Regions from separate parts of the Mus musculus genome. Here region 2 is linked to region 1. Evidence: chromatin contacts called from ENCODE POLR2A ChIA-PET data. All regions are on one chromosome and are shown on one strand. Each heading gives the region's core, a stretch centred on a gene start or an enhancer-like site at or near the end of the contact. The rest is flanking DNA. Distances are from core to core; before and after follow the strand shown.

Region 1 (7,099 bases), core at 1,020-3,519:
TCGAAGCCAGCCTGGTCTACAAAGGGAGTCCAGGACAGCTGAGGCTGTTACACAGAGAAACCCTGTCTCAAATAAATAAACAAACAAACAGACAGGCAGGCAGACAAGATATGTTTTGTACAGATAATGTGACTACAAGCCCGGCAGTGGTGGTGCACACCTTTAATCCCAGAGCTTGGGAAGCAAAGGCAGGCGGATTTCCAAGTTCAAGGCCAGCCTGGTCTACAGAGTGAGTTCCAGGACAGCCAGGGCCACACAGAGAAACCCTGTCTCGAAAATACAAAAAAACAAAAACAAAAACAAAAACAAAAAAAAAACAAAAATGATGACAAGATGAGAATTCCTGTCTGGAAGGATCTAGAATACAGTAGAGCCCCAAGCACAGTAAACACAGAGCACATTACCTCATGCTGTAGTTAGTAAACACTCAGCAGACTTCATAAACCTTCAATCTCCCTGAGCCACACTTTATTAAATTCCTCCTCAAGAGCTTTTTACTAGCTGCTCTTGTCCTTTTTAGATAAGTCTAAAGTTGCTAATGCAAAAGGCTCACAGGTGTCCAAAAGCCAGGCTCAAGAGCCTCAGCAATCTCCTCAGGCTCACCATCCTTCTCTACCCTCAGAAGGCAGAGCTTGGCTATTTCTTAATTAGGATAAGCTAAGGTCATAAAAATACTGTCCTTCCCTCCAAGCAAGGGCAGTGACAAGCCCCTTCTCTACATGTTAAAATAACAAGCAGACGGAGCTTTCATAAGGTCACCGTTCATGGTGGGGATGAAAACTTGACCCTGATGCACACAGGCTCCTATACATACTCTTTCACCCTTGCTCTGAAGGAAAACACAATAAATCCATTAGTCTCACCCAAACCAAACCAAACAAACAAAAATCCAGCAAGGAAGCTGGGCGGTGGTGGTGGTGGCGGCGGCGGCGGCGGCGCATGCCTTTAATCCCAGCACTTGGGAGGCAGAGGCAGGCGGATTTCTGAGTTCTGAGGTCTACAAAGTGAGTTTCAGGACAGGCAGAACTGCACAGAAAAACCCTGTCGCGAAAAACAAAAAACAAAACAACAACAACAAAAAAATCCAGCAAGGAGTTGAGAGTGGAGCTCAAAGGTAGAGCGGCTGTTGAGTAGGAGAAAAATGACACATGCCTTTAATCAGGAAGCAGAGGCAAGCAGACCTCTGAGCTACATGCCCGCAAGGGCTACAGTTAGACTCAACAATAACAATAACAATAACAATAACAATAACAATAACAACATAATGGCAAGATGTGGTGGGGTGGCCTACACCAGGGCAGAGGCATGCAAATTCCTGAGTCCCTTGGGCCCAGCCTCTACTTTTCAGGTTTCAGGCTAGCCTCGGCTATGCAGAAAAATTAAAAAAAAAAAAAAAATGAAGAAAAGAAAAGAAACGAATCCAAGACAAACCCCAGCGGAGATGGCGTCCAAGACACTTAGCACAATGGAGAAGAGGATACCAAGTCATTGCACCCTTTGGAGATGCAAGGAGTTCGGGATCACCGAGGAGCCCCACGAGGGGCCGCCTCGTCCCCTCGAGCGTGGGTCTTGCCGCTCACCCCAGGGTGCCACGCGCACGGGAGCGCTCTCCGCTACCACGCACCGGGACTCCCGACTGCAGGAGTTTCAAGTCCCCTTCACTCGGGAGCTCAGACTGGGATGACAGGCGTCAACTTGGACTCCAAGGGGCCCCAAACTGGCCCGGGCTGGAGTTCGAAGTCGCCAGTCGGTCGCCTCTTCCGCTTCTCCAGGCCGCGGTGGGGAGCGCGGCCACCAGAGCGAGCCGCCAGAGAACCGTCTCTCAGCAGCTCGGCGCCCCCCGCGCAGCAGGCCGGCCCGAGAAACTTCCTCAAGTGACGGGAGGGGAGCCGGCAGGCCAGCGGTCGTCGGCGTCGCTCCCCTCCCGTCACCCCCCGCGCGGGTCCCCGGGCCCCCGGGGCTCGCGAGCGCGTCCCCCTCGGGCCCCGCCCCCACCCCGGTGGCGCCCCGGCGGGAGGCCACTCTCCTCGCTCGACCCGCAGCCCCGGGAGACCGCGCGCGCGAGCGCCCATCACGGACTCGCCCCAACACAGCCAGCCCAGCTCCGCGAGCGCGGCTCGACGCCCGGGAGTTCAGTCTCAAGTTCACCTGAAGAAGCAGCCGCTGGAAAAGCTCCCCCGCTGCGACCGCCGCCGCTGCGACCGCCGCCGCCGCCACCGAGGCCGCTACTGCGTTCCTTCCGGCCTCGCCACCGCGTCCACCTCGCGCCTGCGCGCAGCGCCCCCTCCCGACTAATAACAGGAAGAACCATAGAGGGACGCGGACAGTCGGGGAGGAGGGACCTGGAGAGCGAGACCATAGAGATGGGTGCCTAGCCGGCCTCCATCCAGGCTCCACGACTGCAGAACCTTGACTCCTCCTTGCTGTGGGAAGACAAAAGAACAGCTGAACCACAGGGTCACTGTAGCCGCCCCGATTTAGCTATGAAATCAACCGATTAATCACGTATCTATCCCCTCTTGAGGTGATGCTCTGTACCAGGTGAGAAAGGTAAAATGACCCAACTCTCCTCCCAAGGTATTTGGTGAAGAGTAAAAGTTCCAGCTCTGTTCAATCAAGGTTGGAGTGCTGGCCAGCGCTCAAGAGCACCGACCCAAATTTGATTCATGGAACCCTCATTGCAGCTCACAGTGGTCTGTAATTTCAGTTCTAGAAGATCCCTGACGATCTCTTCCAGCCTCTGTGGGCACCAAGCATGCAAGTTGTACACCGATATACATGCAGGCAAAACATGCATATGCATAAAATCAAAATAAAAAATAGAAATTGAATTTTTTTCAGCCAGGCAGTGATGGTCCACACCTTTGATCCCAGCACTTGGGAGGCAGAGGAAGCCCTGAGTTCGAGGCCAGCCTGATCTACAGAGTGAGTTCAGTATAGCCAGGGCTACACAGAGAAATCCTGTCTCAAAAAAAATTTTTTTTTAAATAAATAAAAAAACCTCAAGTTGTGTGTGTGGTTGTATGTGTGTATATGTATGTGTATGATGTATCTGTGTGCTCTGTCTGGGCTTCTATAGGTTGTGTATGTATAAGTGTGTGTGCTTGTGTGTGTGTGTATATGTTGTGTATGCTTGTGTGTATGAGTGTGTGTATGTGTGCTTATATGCGTATGTGTATATGGTGTGTATATGTAATGTGTGCCTGTGCTTGTGTTTATGTTATATATATATATATATATATATATATATATATATATATATATATATATGAATATGAGTGTGTGGTGTGCTTGTGTGTGTGTATATTATGTGTGCTTGTATATATGTGTATCTGTGCTCATGTGTGTATGTGTGCTCTGTGTGTCTGTGCTTATGTATGTTATGTGTGCTTGTGTGGATGTGCGTGTGTAGATATGCTTGTGTGTGTATGTGTGTATATGGTGTGTTTGTGCTCTGTGTGTGTGCTTGTGTGTATGTGTATATGTTATGTGTGTGCTCTGTGTGTCTGTGCTTATGTGTGTGTATGTTGTATACAAATGAGTGTATGACGTGCTTGTGTATGTTATGTGTGCTTGTGTGTATGTGTGTGTGTATATGCTTGTGTGTGTGCTCTGTGTGTCTTTGCTTGTGTGTGTACACTTGTGTGTATGTGTATATGTTGTATGTGTGTGTGTTTCTGAGATTGAACCCAGGGCCTCATAGATGCTAGAGAAGCTGTCAATCACTGAATTACATTTCCAGCCCTCTTCTTATTTTTATTTAAAATTTGAGACAAGATCTCACTAGGTTATTTAGACTGGCCTTGAACTCACTACATAGTTTAGCCTGTCCTTGAACTTGTGATCTTGCTGGGAAGACCAAAGGCTCTCATGTAGTACGGATCAGGAGAGAAACTCCTTCCTAATTATAAAATAACAGAAGGCATTGCATTATCTAAGAAAGTATGTGTGCCAGCTTGGGTGTCTCTTCCTGCTTATAAAGCCACTAATGCCATCGTGAGAGCCCCACCATCATGATCTCAAAATGGACCCCAGAAGCGCCATTTCAAATACCAGTAAACATGCAGAAATGACTGAGGAGTAGGTTTCAAGACATGAACTTTTAGAGCACATAGTCAGACCATGCCAGAAGAGAAGGCTTGCCAACAGTGGTATGAGGAGGAGGGTGACAGAGACTATGGTCATGCTTCTAGGATTCAGTTGTGAGCTTTTTATTGCTATTGTTCTGACAGCGTCTAACTATGTAGCTCAGGCTGGCCTCCAACTTTCTCCCAAGTGCTGGGATTTCTAGGTTGTAGGTATATATCACCATTACTGGGAGAGAGATTCTGGGAAAACACAGTAAAACAAGGGTGAGTAAACCAAGTGTGGTGGCACATATATTATGTGACAAAACTTTTCCTGGAAAGACACAACACCTTGCTTCCCCCAGATAAGGACCGTACAACAGACAGAAGTTTAGGTACCACCAAAGTCCAACTTGGTGAACCAGTGAGTTTTACTGAGGTTACCTGCAGGGATGTGGGTGAGGGGTCACTTACAAGAACAAAAATGCCTCAAAGACAGCTGCATCACCAAAGCCCACCCCAGCATGGTCAACGGCTCACCAAGCTGGGAACCTGGAGCACAGCCTACAGGTAGCTCACCAGGTTGGAGAGTGTCCTTTCCCGGTGCCTCTATTGGTCTAAATCTTTTCCAGGCAGCTTGGCTGGTTTCTGCTGCTTCTAGGAAACTGGTCTAGTCTCAGGAGTCTCTATTGTAGGCTTTGCTCATCTGAGACTCTTCTCTGCAGTTGGTCTCTGACGCTCAGCTTTTATTGCTTACTCTGGCAGGGAGGGGGCCTAGTGAATCTGTTAAGTTTCAGGGACATCCTAAGATCTTTTGAGTTGTTTACCTTTCTTTTTTTTTTTTTTTTTTTTTGGTTTTTCGAGACAGGGTCTCTCTGTATAGCCCTGGAACTCACTTTGTAGACCAGGCTGGCCTCGAACTCAGAAATCCGCCTGCCTCTGCCTCCTGAGTGCTGGGATTAAAGGCGTGTGCCACCGTGCCCGGCTTACCTTTCTGTTTAGGGAGCTTTCCTGCAGGATAAACTATTTCAATCTAGGAAGGAACTGTTAAACAACAACATACCTGTGAACCCAGGTTCAGGAGTAGAACTAAGAGGATTACCATAAATTAAAAGACCAGCCTAGCCGGGCAGTAGTGGCGCACACCTTTAATCCCAGAATTTGGGAGGCAGAGGCAGGTAGATTTCTGAGTTTGAGGCCAGCCTGGTCTACAGAGTGAGCTCCAGGACATCCAGGGCTATACAGAAAAACCCTGTCTCAAAAAACAAACAGGCCAGCCTGGTCTGCACTGGGAGTTCTAGGCCAGCCAGGGCTACAGAGTGAGACTGTCTAAAAAAAAGTCAACCAACCAATCAAACAAAAGGAACAAAACAAACAAACAAGCCGGGTGGTGGTGGCGCACACCTTTAATCCCAGCACTTGGGAGGCAGAGGCAGGTGGATTTCTGAGTTCGAGGCCAGCCTGGTCTACAGAGTGAATTCCAGGACAGCCAGGGCTACACAGAGAAACCCTGTCTCGAAAAAACAAAAACAAAAACAAAAACAAAAACAAAACAAAAAAAAAACCAAACATCCAAAAGGTATGTTAATCAGTTTTTTGTTTGTTTGTTTGTTTGTTTGTTTTTTGTCGATGTAACAAAATACCTGAGAGAATCATTTTGTGAAGAAAAAAGGTTAATTAATACGGGCTTTCAGTTTTCCAGGTTTTAGTCCAAGATCAGACCAATCATATCCTTGGTCTCTGATTGGTGATCCAAATAACAATGGTGGTAGAGCAAACTGCTTACCTCATGGCTGGGAAACAAAAAAGAAAGAGGGAAAGGACAGGCTCCTTACTGTTTGGTTCTAGGTGGAAGCCAAGAAAACTCGCTTCAGATATAGAAGTTTAAAAATGAAAGCTTTATTTTCTGAGCACACAGAGAAGCAGCCAGGTCGGGATCTGAACTGTGTTCCGGAAGGGAGACTGTACAACATTTTTAAAGGATGGAACACAAATTGAACAGGAAGCTGGGGGTGGGGCAGCTGCAGTGTTATCTGATTGTATTTTGACATAATGAGTTAAGCAAAGGAGTACCCGTTGGAGACTGGGCTGTATCCAGGGCACCTGGCTTCAAGGTCTTTAATTCATTCTCCTAGACATTTGGTCAGGAGCTCAGAGTGAGAAGGGGACAAAGGAACATAGCAGGCAATTTGGGGTGTGTGTGTGTGTGTGTGTATCATGCACCTTGGTTCAGATTGATTCAGATAACAGTAATTTCTATATTCTTTACCAGTTAACAGACAATTAAGAAAACCTTTGGAGTCACGGGGTAGGTGTTCATTCCTAGGCCTGGGAACACGAGCGTGTTTGATCCTGCCAGCAGGATGGAAAAGTTGTCCCTGAGATGTCAGGACTCAGACAACTGTTTACAACAGAAGCCATTCAGCTATAGGGAAGTCCACAGCTCCCCTAGGGCCTGGGATCTTGAATTTAGTGTCTCCCTATGATTAAATGAAGTCTAAAAACCGAAATGGTAGTGCTTAGAAATGAGTTTCTTTTGCGTGTTCACAACACTTACACTCTCCCTCAGGGGCGTGCCCTCCATGACCTACACAGCTCTAACCGGGCTCCACCACCTCGGTGATGTTCATGCTTGTTTTCAACCTGACAAGATCCAAAATCACCTGGGAGTCTCTTGGCTTGCCTCGGAGGTATCATCTAGATTAGGTTAGCCTCTGTTAATATCTGTGAGGAACTGTCTAGATTAAGTTCACTGAAGTGGGAAGGCCCTTGCAGACTGCCCAAAGAGCGGAAAGCCAGTAGAGAACCTGCATTTCTCTCTTTGGTCACTGACTGTGGCACAAAGGAACCTCCCACTCCAGTTACCACGACTCCATCATGGACTGTACCCTCAAACTGTGAACTCTGCCTGGGGCTGGAGAGATGGCTCAGCCCTTTATGAGTGTGAACTGCTCTTGCAGAGGACCCGAGTTTGGTTCCCAGCACCCACATCAGAGGGCTCAAACCACCTGTGACACCAGTGCTTAAGGATC
Region 2 (6,744 bases), core at 2,449-4,948, 57 kb before region 1:
AAAAGAAAACGAAAAGGAAAGGGGGTTGGGAATATAGCCCAGTAGTGGGGTGCTTGTCTAGTGTGCATGATGCCGAGTTCTCAGGACTGCATGAACTGAATAATGCAGGTCACGAGGGTCACCCCACCACCTGATCAGAAGTTCAAGGTCATCCTTGGCTACAAAGACACATTTTGAAAGATTAAAAAAAGAAAGAAAGAAAAAAGAGGGAGTGGAGCAGAGGGGAAGGGAGGAGAGGACAGGGAGCCTGGAGAAGCCTGGGGAGCCTCGAGCAGCATCGGCAGAGCAGCGACGCCCCTCAGTGGCCCCACAATCACTGGCTCCTAGTCTTCAAGGAGCTCTTTTCTTTTCAAATAAAACCCAAGCTTCTGCTCCCACGCCCTTCGCTGCCTTGCAATAGTCTCTAAATTACCTATCTTTTGAGACAGAGTCTGTCACTGTGTATCCCAGGTTGGCCTATAACTCTGGATTCTCCTCTATGTGCATTTTTGGCTAGCACAGCTCTGTCCTAACAACTTCAGGTATTCCAGTCACACTTGCACCATGCACAACGTGGACAATCACTAGGGAGTCACTATGGTTTGTGACATAGGGAGAATGCATGGGCTTATCTAAGCACCTTGAGCCAGGGTATATTCACCACTTCTCTGCATTCTGCTCCTTTCATACACAAAGAATTCTGTCCTCACTCAAGGACCTGCTGGTTATGCTGAAGGTTCTGATAGAAGCACTTCCGTTTCTCTAACCCACCCATGCCCAAAGTTATCAATTGAAAAGTACCTGCAACCTAGCTGGGTCTGCTTGTCTGGGGAGACCGAAGATAAACCCAGCCACACCCTGAACAGATAGCTACCCCATTGCTTGAGAGTAGGAATATCTTGCCAGGAAGAGTGTCTCAAGACTCTCTACTCACTTTTAGGTTCTAAGAAGTGAAGAGTAGTGTCAGGGTTTTGGCTGAATTGCTCAAAGCCCATTAATAATGGACAAGCTAGAGTGCCATGAACGCAGAAGCACGAAACATTTCAGGTTAAATAAAAGCAGCAAAATGAGCCGAGGGCAGGGGCAGGAAAGGTGCCCATGTATGTGGGGAAAGAGAATGAATGCCAGTTTCAAAGGGATTCCTTGAAATGCCCAGCTCCCTTAAGAGTACTGAGCACCATGTGGCACAGCTACCAAAGGCATGCCTTTTTTTCTCTCTGGGTTAGGCCCACATCCCTGGCCACCTGTCAGAGGGTTCATTGACATTGCAGAGCTACCACTGGGTAAAACTGAGGTCAGAGGAAACTATGTTGGCATCTTTCAAACCTATTTCCAATGTTTGAAACAACTTATTTCATAAAGGGTGAGGCCTGCTTGTTCAGCAGAACTTGCCTGCTGACCACTTTTTTAGCCACAGCTAAGAACAGCAGCACACAGCAGCTTGCAGCTCCCTCCTCTGCTCAGTGTTCATGCTGTTGCTACTGCCTCTCTGGTGTGTGTGTGTGTGTGTGTGTGTGTGCGTGTGTACACATTGTTGCTACTGGCTCCGCAAATCTCTTCAAGAAGGGATTTCAAAAGCTCCCACTTCTGACATTCCTACAGAGCTTTGTAGACAAACTGAATGATGGCAAAGCAGCCTGTAAATGATGCCTGGGAAAGGCTTAGTTTGGCTATTTGAAGAGCATCTGCTTGGGAGGAGGCCACAGCCATATGCGAATTCTTTAGCTGTTTATACCCCACACTGCCCCCTCAGCAGAGGGATTTGCTACTCAGCCTTCAGCACATACCAGAAAGCAAGCTGTGCCACATACCCGGGAGAGCAGTGACTCCTATCAGCTGCTCTCACAGCCCAAACCAGGATTTCCAAAGCCTGTCACAGCAACGCTTCTTGAATCAGAAGTCATCCTGACCTGCTTGTCAGGAGCAGTATCTGTGGGAAAGAGAAGCCACTGGAAGCAGTCTTGAATCCCAATTATAAAGGCTGAATTATATTCTGCACCTAGTGTGGCAGTAGCAGCTCCAAAGCAGCTGCTGTGAATGGGGCAGAAAAGCCTCAAGAAAGGTGGTGCAGTCTACATTCACACAAGCCTAGCACTTCACCCATGACGGAAGCCCTGAGGCATAGCCGTCCTCTCCAGGTACCTTGTGGGGAACCATGGGGACCAGAAACACACAGAATAAAACTAGAAGTATACAAACATTTTTGACAACTGCATTTTCTGTCTTTTGAGTTTTCTTAAAACAGGAAAGTCCTTTAGCTCTAAGACTGAATGAAGGCTGGAAAGTCAGCAGTAAAGAGCACTAGCTGTTCTTGCTGAAGACCCAGGTTGGATTTCCAGTATAGACACAGCAGCTTATAACCACTGGTAATGCCATGCCCTCTTCTAGCTTCCATGGTCGCCGCACATACACAGTGCACAGACATTCATACAGGCAAAATATCCACATACATAAAAATCAATTCTTAAAAAAAATTAAAAAGATCAGAATGATCTGGTGACAAATGTAATCTTTTTGTTAAAAACAAAGGCTGTGTATATACTTTTTCTCTTGACCCTCAGGACTCCCTCTTATGGAGGGATGCACACAACCGATGTCTGTCTAGCCCTCCAAACCAGCTTTATGCATGCCAGCAAACATCCCTCTCATCCCATTTGAGATCCCTATGCAGAGAACTCACCTATGGTGGTGCCTGCTTGTGACCTCAGCACTTAGGAGGTCTTCCTATCATAGCAAACCAAAATGACCTGATAGATACTAGTATGCTGTGCTCACCACCCTACTCCTTGTTCTCTCCCTTAGAGTGTACTCAAGGCAGCCACACGGTGGCCACACCTGACCTTCCAACCACTTAGTAATCACACCTCTAATACTTACAACCTATTTACTTGTTTACTTGCGATCCAGTTACTTTTATGATAAACACAGAAGTGAACAGCCTGACACACTGTATGGTCTGTAAAACCTAAAATATTTACTCTCTTGCTTCTTGTAGGAAGTTGGCTGCCTCCTACCTACCATATGCCATAGAATTAATATACCTAGCTGTTCTCTGTTCATAACTATCCCAGGAGAAAATGCACAGTTCCCTCCTCCCTTCACCCACTTTTTCTTGACAAGGTCATTATGCAGCCAGGTTGGGCTCAAACTCTCCCTGCCTCTAACTCCTCAGTGCTGGGATTTCAGGTGTGTATCACTAACTCTTGAAAATGGAGGGCCTCAAGCCGGGCATGGTGGCTCACGCCTTTAATCCCAGCACTCGGGAGGCAGAGGCAGGCGGATTTCTAAGTTCGAGGCCAACCTGGTCTACAAAGTGAGTTCCAGGACAGCCAGGGCTATACAGAGAAATCCTGTCTCGAAAAACCAAAAAAAAAAAAAAAACAAAACAAAACAAAAAAAAAACCCAAAACCAAAACCAAAACAAAAAAAAAAAACCCAAAACCAAAACCAAAACCAAAAAACAAAAACAACAACAACAAAAAAAAAACCCCAAAAAACAAAAGAGAAAATGGAGGGCCTTAAGAATAAAATTAAACTTGGAAAGAATTAAGGATGAAGAAGCCAAGCTTCAAGAGGGAACTTTAGAGAGAGCAACCACCTCTTCAGAATGTTACTTCTTCTTTGTAGAGGAAGTAAGAAGGGAACTGTGGGTTTTGATAAGAGGAAATTCCCCTCTGCTCTGTGGGAGCTATTCCTTGTGTTTGTGTTTTTCTAAGGTTAGGCAAGACTGCTCGGAGCGTACCGTAACCAAATTAGGAAACAAGCTGGCTGATATCTCTTAAGTGGTCAACACATGGTCAGGATGTGCAGGCATGCAGGCAGTGATGGATGGGGAGGGAGTATCAGTACCAGAAGGAAATAGTATTTGCTTGAGAAATCAAGCTTTAAAATTAGACTTAATCAGAATTAATACTTTTTCTTGCTGTGGGTGAAAAAAAAAAAAAAAAAGGTGGGGGTGTCCCAAAAGGCTAGGTGTGGTAGCAGAGACTTACAATCTCATTACTCAAGTGGAGGAGCAGCACAGAGCACACAAGCTTGAGGCCAGCCTGGGGTATATAGCGAGATGGGGAGGGAGTGGAGACAAGACAGGGAGCAAACAATGCTTCCAAAAGTTTCTAGAAGCAAACCACATGGGACCAATGAAATGTGCCACCCATCCTCTTGTGCATCCCCAGGGCAGCACAGGTCTTGGCATAAGCCAGAAGTTATCTATCAAATTAATCAGCAATTTAACAGCTCAAAAGTGTCAAGAGCTGGCTTATGCAAAGCCTCAGGTTTGGGCTAGTGAGAAAAAGGAATTGAGAAAAGTCTTAAAGAGAAAACAAATGACCAAGCTCTGTGAACCTTCCATTTTCAGGTACCCATCCATCTGCTCCACTTGCCAGAACATCGTGAGCTTCAAGGTAGTCTTACTGCTTTGAGAACAGGGTCTAGGTATGTGATACTTTACTCCACAAAGCTTGCCTCTTCAATGACTCTCTCGTTCAGGAATGACTTGTGATTCATTTCTGAATGGGAGCCAGTTGAATACAGACCCAGCCAGAACTATTTGGGTAATAACGTGCAACTTTGGAGAGCCTTGCTTTCCTCCCAAATTTCTGGATCAGCAAGATTCTTGGCTGACCTTTATTCACTTAAGAATGTGTTCTACTCAGTTCCAGCTTCCGCTATGAAACCAGTCAGAATGGAGATTTAAAAGACAAAGCCAACTGCAGTTCTTTATAAGAAACCCCTGTGCTGGCTGAGGCAGCCTTTTTTTTTTTTTAACACAGTCTTATGAAAGCTACATTTTTTTTAAAGATTTATTTATTATTTACTATATGTAAGTACACTGTAGCTGTCTTTAGACACTCCAGAAAGGGGAGTCAGATCTCGTTACAGATGGTTGTGAGCCACCATGTGGTTGCTGGGATTTGAACTCCGGACCTTCGGAAGAGCAATCGGGTGCTCTTACCTGCTGAGGCATCTCACCAGCCCTTTTTGACACTTTCTTAGCTTACCTTAAGTCTTCTGGCTGGGGAGCATAGAGCAGAAACTTCACAACAACTATTTCAAAAGTACTCTATTAAAGGTACTGGATTCCTCTGGAGCTACAGCTGGAGATGTTTGTGAGCTGCCTGACTTGGGTGTTGGGAACGGAACTTAGGTTCTCTGCAAGAGCACCATGTGCTCTAAGTTGCACTAAGCCAACTTTCCATCCCCATTCAAAGTATTATAATAGTATCAAAAAAGCTAAGTGCTTGCATTCTCTTTTGATTTTTCTTTTCTTTTTGAGCCAGGGCTTCATGTAGCCAAGGTTCCTAAAACTCCTTGATAGTCTTTGCCTTGACCTAAAGTGCTAAGACTGCAGAAGTGCCATACCAAATCTGGCATGAGCATTTACTTTTTAGAACTACTTGTATATTGATTCTAACAACTATTTATTATCACTGACAAGATCCTAGGGTTTTAATGGATAACACTTTACACAGATTTTACACTTTCCAAAGACTTGAAGTGATGAACAGAAACCCACCAATTAAGTCCTTCATTTATACTGGCTAAGAGCACTGAGGGTATCTGGCATATAGGATCTCCCAGGTCTCTTTTAAAAACTGGGTATCTACAATTACAAGCCATGAGAACCAAATGTCAACAATACACAGCTGGGCAGAGTTCAAGTCTTATTGCAGGCAGAGAATAAGCAGATGAGTCCTCCTCCTGCCTCTACTGTCATGCTGGCGTCTGAACTAAGCAAGACCAGGACTGACCACAGTAGCACTCCTTGTCTGTCTCTGCTTTCTCCTCATGGTGCAGCAGGCAGGGTTACTACAGAAAAATCTCATTGCCCTTTTATGGTAGAAAAATGAATTACTGGCCCAGCATTGGGGCCCAGAGATGACAGAAGGAGAGCTGTCATTTGTTGTGGTTTTGGCAGCCATAGAATAGTGTTCTTCCTTCAGGCTAGATGGTACATACCAGGCATCTGCTAAGAGAAAACAGGCCTGGCCAACTGCTGGAGGCACCCTCCTTTACTTTGCCTGTGAATGGACATGCCACTTAGGAGGAGTGAGCCTTGATTTTGTAGAAACATTCTTTTCATAAAATAAGGTATGGAAAAGTCTTGCATTATGTGAAAGTTCTGAGCAGAGATGCCCAGAGGACTCAGTTCCAATCACTGGATCCATGTACCTTGAGCACAAGCTATTGAGACTGGGGTCTGGCAGGGAGGTAATCTCACATGACAGAAGGCCAAGAAAGCAGCCGCCCACTGCAGATAAAAGTCCACCCCATGAAAGCACAGTAAGGTCCCAGGCCCTTCTGCTGATAAAGCAGTAGTTTGCAACACAAGGCAAACTGTTTGCATTTCTGTCAAGAGGCCTGAAGAAAAAAAGCAGGCTTCCCAGCTGCAGACACACATTGCAAAAGAAGAATTAGGCAATTCTCTGTAGGCACATCAAGAGTTAGGGAAATTAAGCTTATCTGAGTGAGAGAAATTAAGCTTATACAACATGCTTTCGGGTGGAAAACAAGCCCTTTAAAATGGGGGGTAGGGAGCACACAACTGTGATGCTTGCACAGTTTCTTTTACATTTAATGTTCCCAAGGATGGGGAGTGGGGGGTGGAGGGAAGCTGGTCTGTCAAACTGTAGGGACACACCAACTGCCCAGAAATCTGCTTCAGAGACAACCACAAGGAGGAGGAATGATATTCCTGGGCACCAATGTAGAGTCTGTATCCCAGATGGACCTGGAGTGGCCTGTGTGGCCCCAAGCCACTCTCCT

What was found. ChIA-PET counts read pairs that join two places held with the same protein, here RNA polymerase II (POLR2A).
Region 2: POLR2A ChIA-PET joins it to region 1 with 22 read pairs in Patski. The contact joins the enhancer-like site here to the promoter of Rnf216 in region 1. POLR2A ChIA-PET finds 5 or more read pairs at or near these places in 2 of 5 experiments (Patski and embryonic stem cell).

The regions. Positions count from the first base shown.
Region 1 is chr5:143,110,751-143,117,849 of GRCm38, forward strand. Rnf216 (ring finger protein 216) reads right to left here and starts at 2,270. Exons shown (of 17, transcript NM_080561.4): 1 at 2,149-2,270.
Region 2 is chr5:143,052,118-143,058,861 of GRCm38, forward strand. The region is part of intron 13 of Rnf216 (ring finger protein 216); the gene reads right to left. It overlaps Gm43380 (a long non-coding RNA gene), which reads left to right. Exons shown (of 3, transcript XR_003955828.1): 2 at 1-4,413. Among named protein-coding and RNA genes, the nearest start is that of Gm43380, 16 kb to the left of the region's middle. Within about 2 kb of position 3,699, at least 1 of the 3 ENCODE cell types and tissues checked has a DNase peak (open chromatin) inside an H3K27ac peak, as active enhancers do.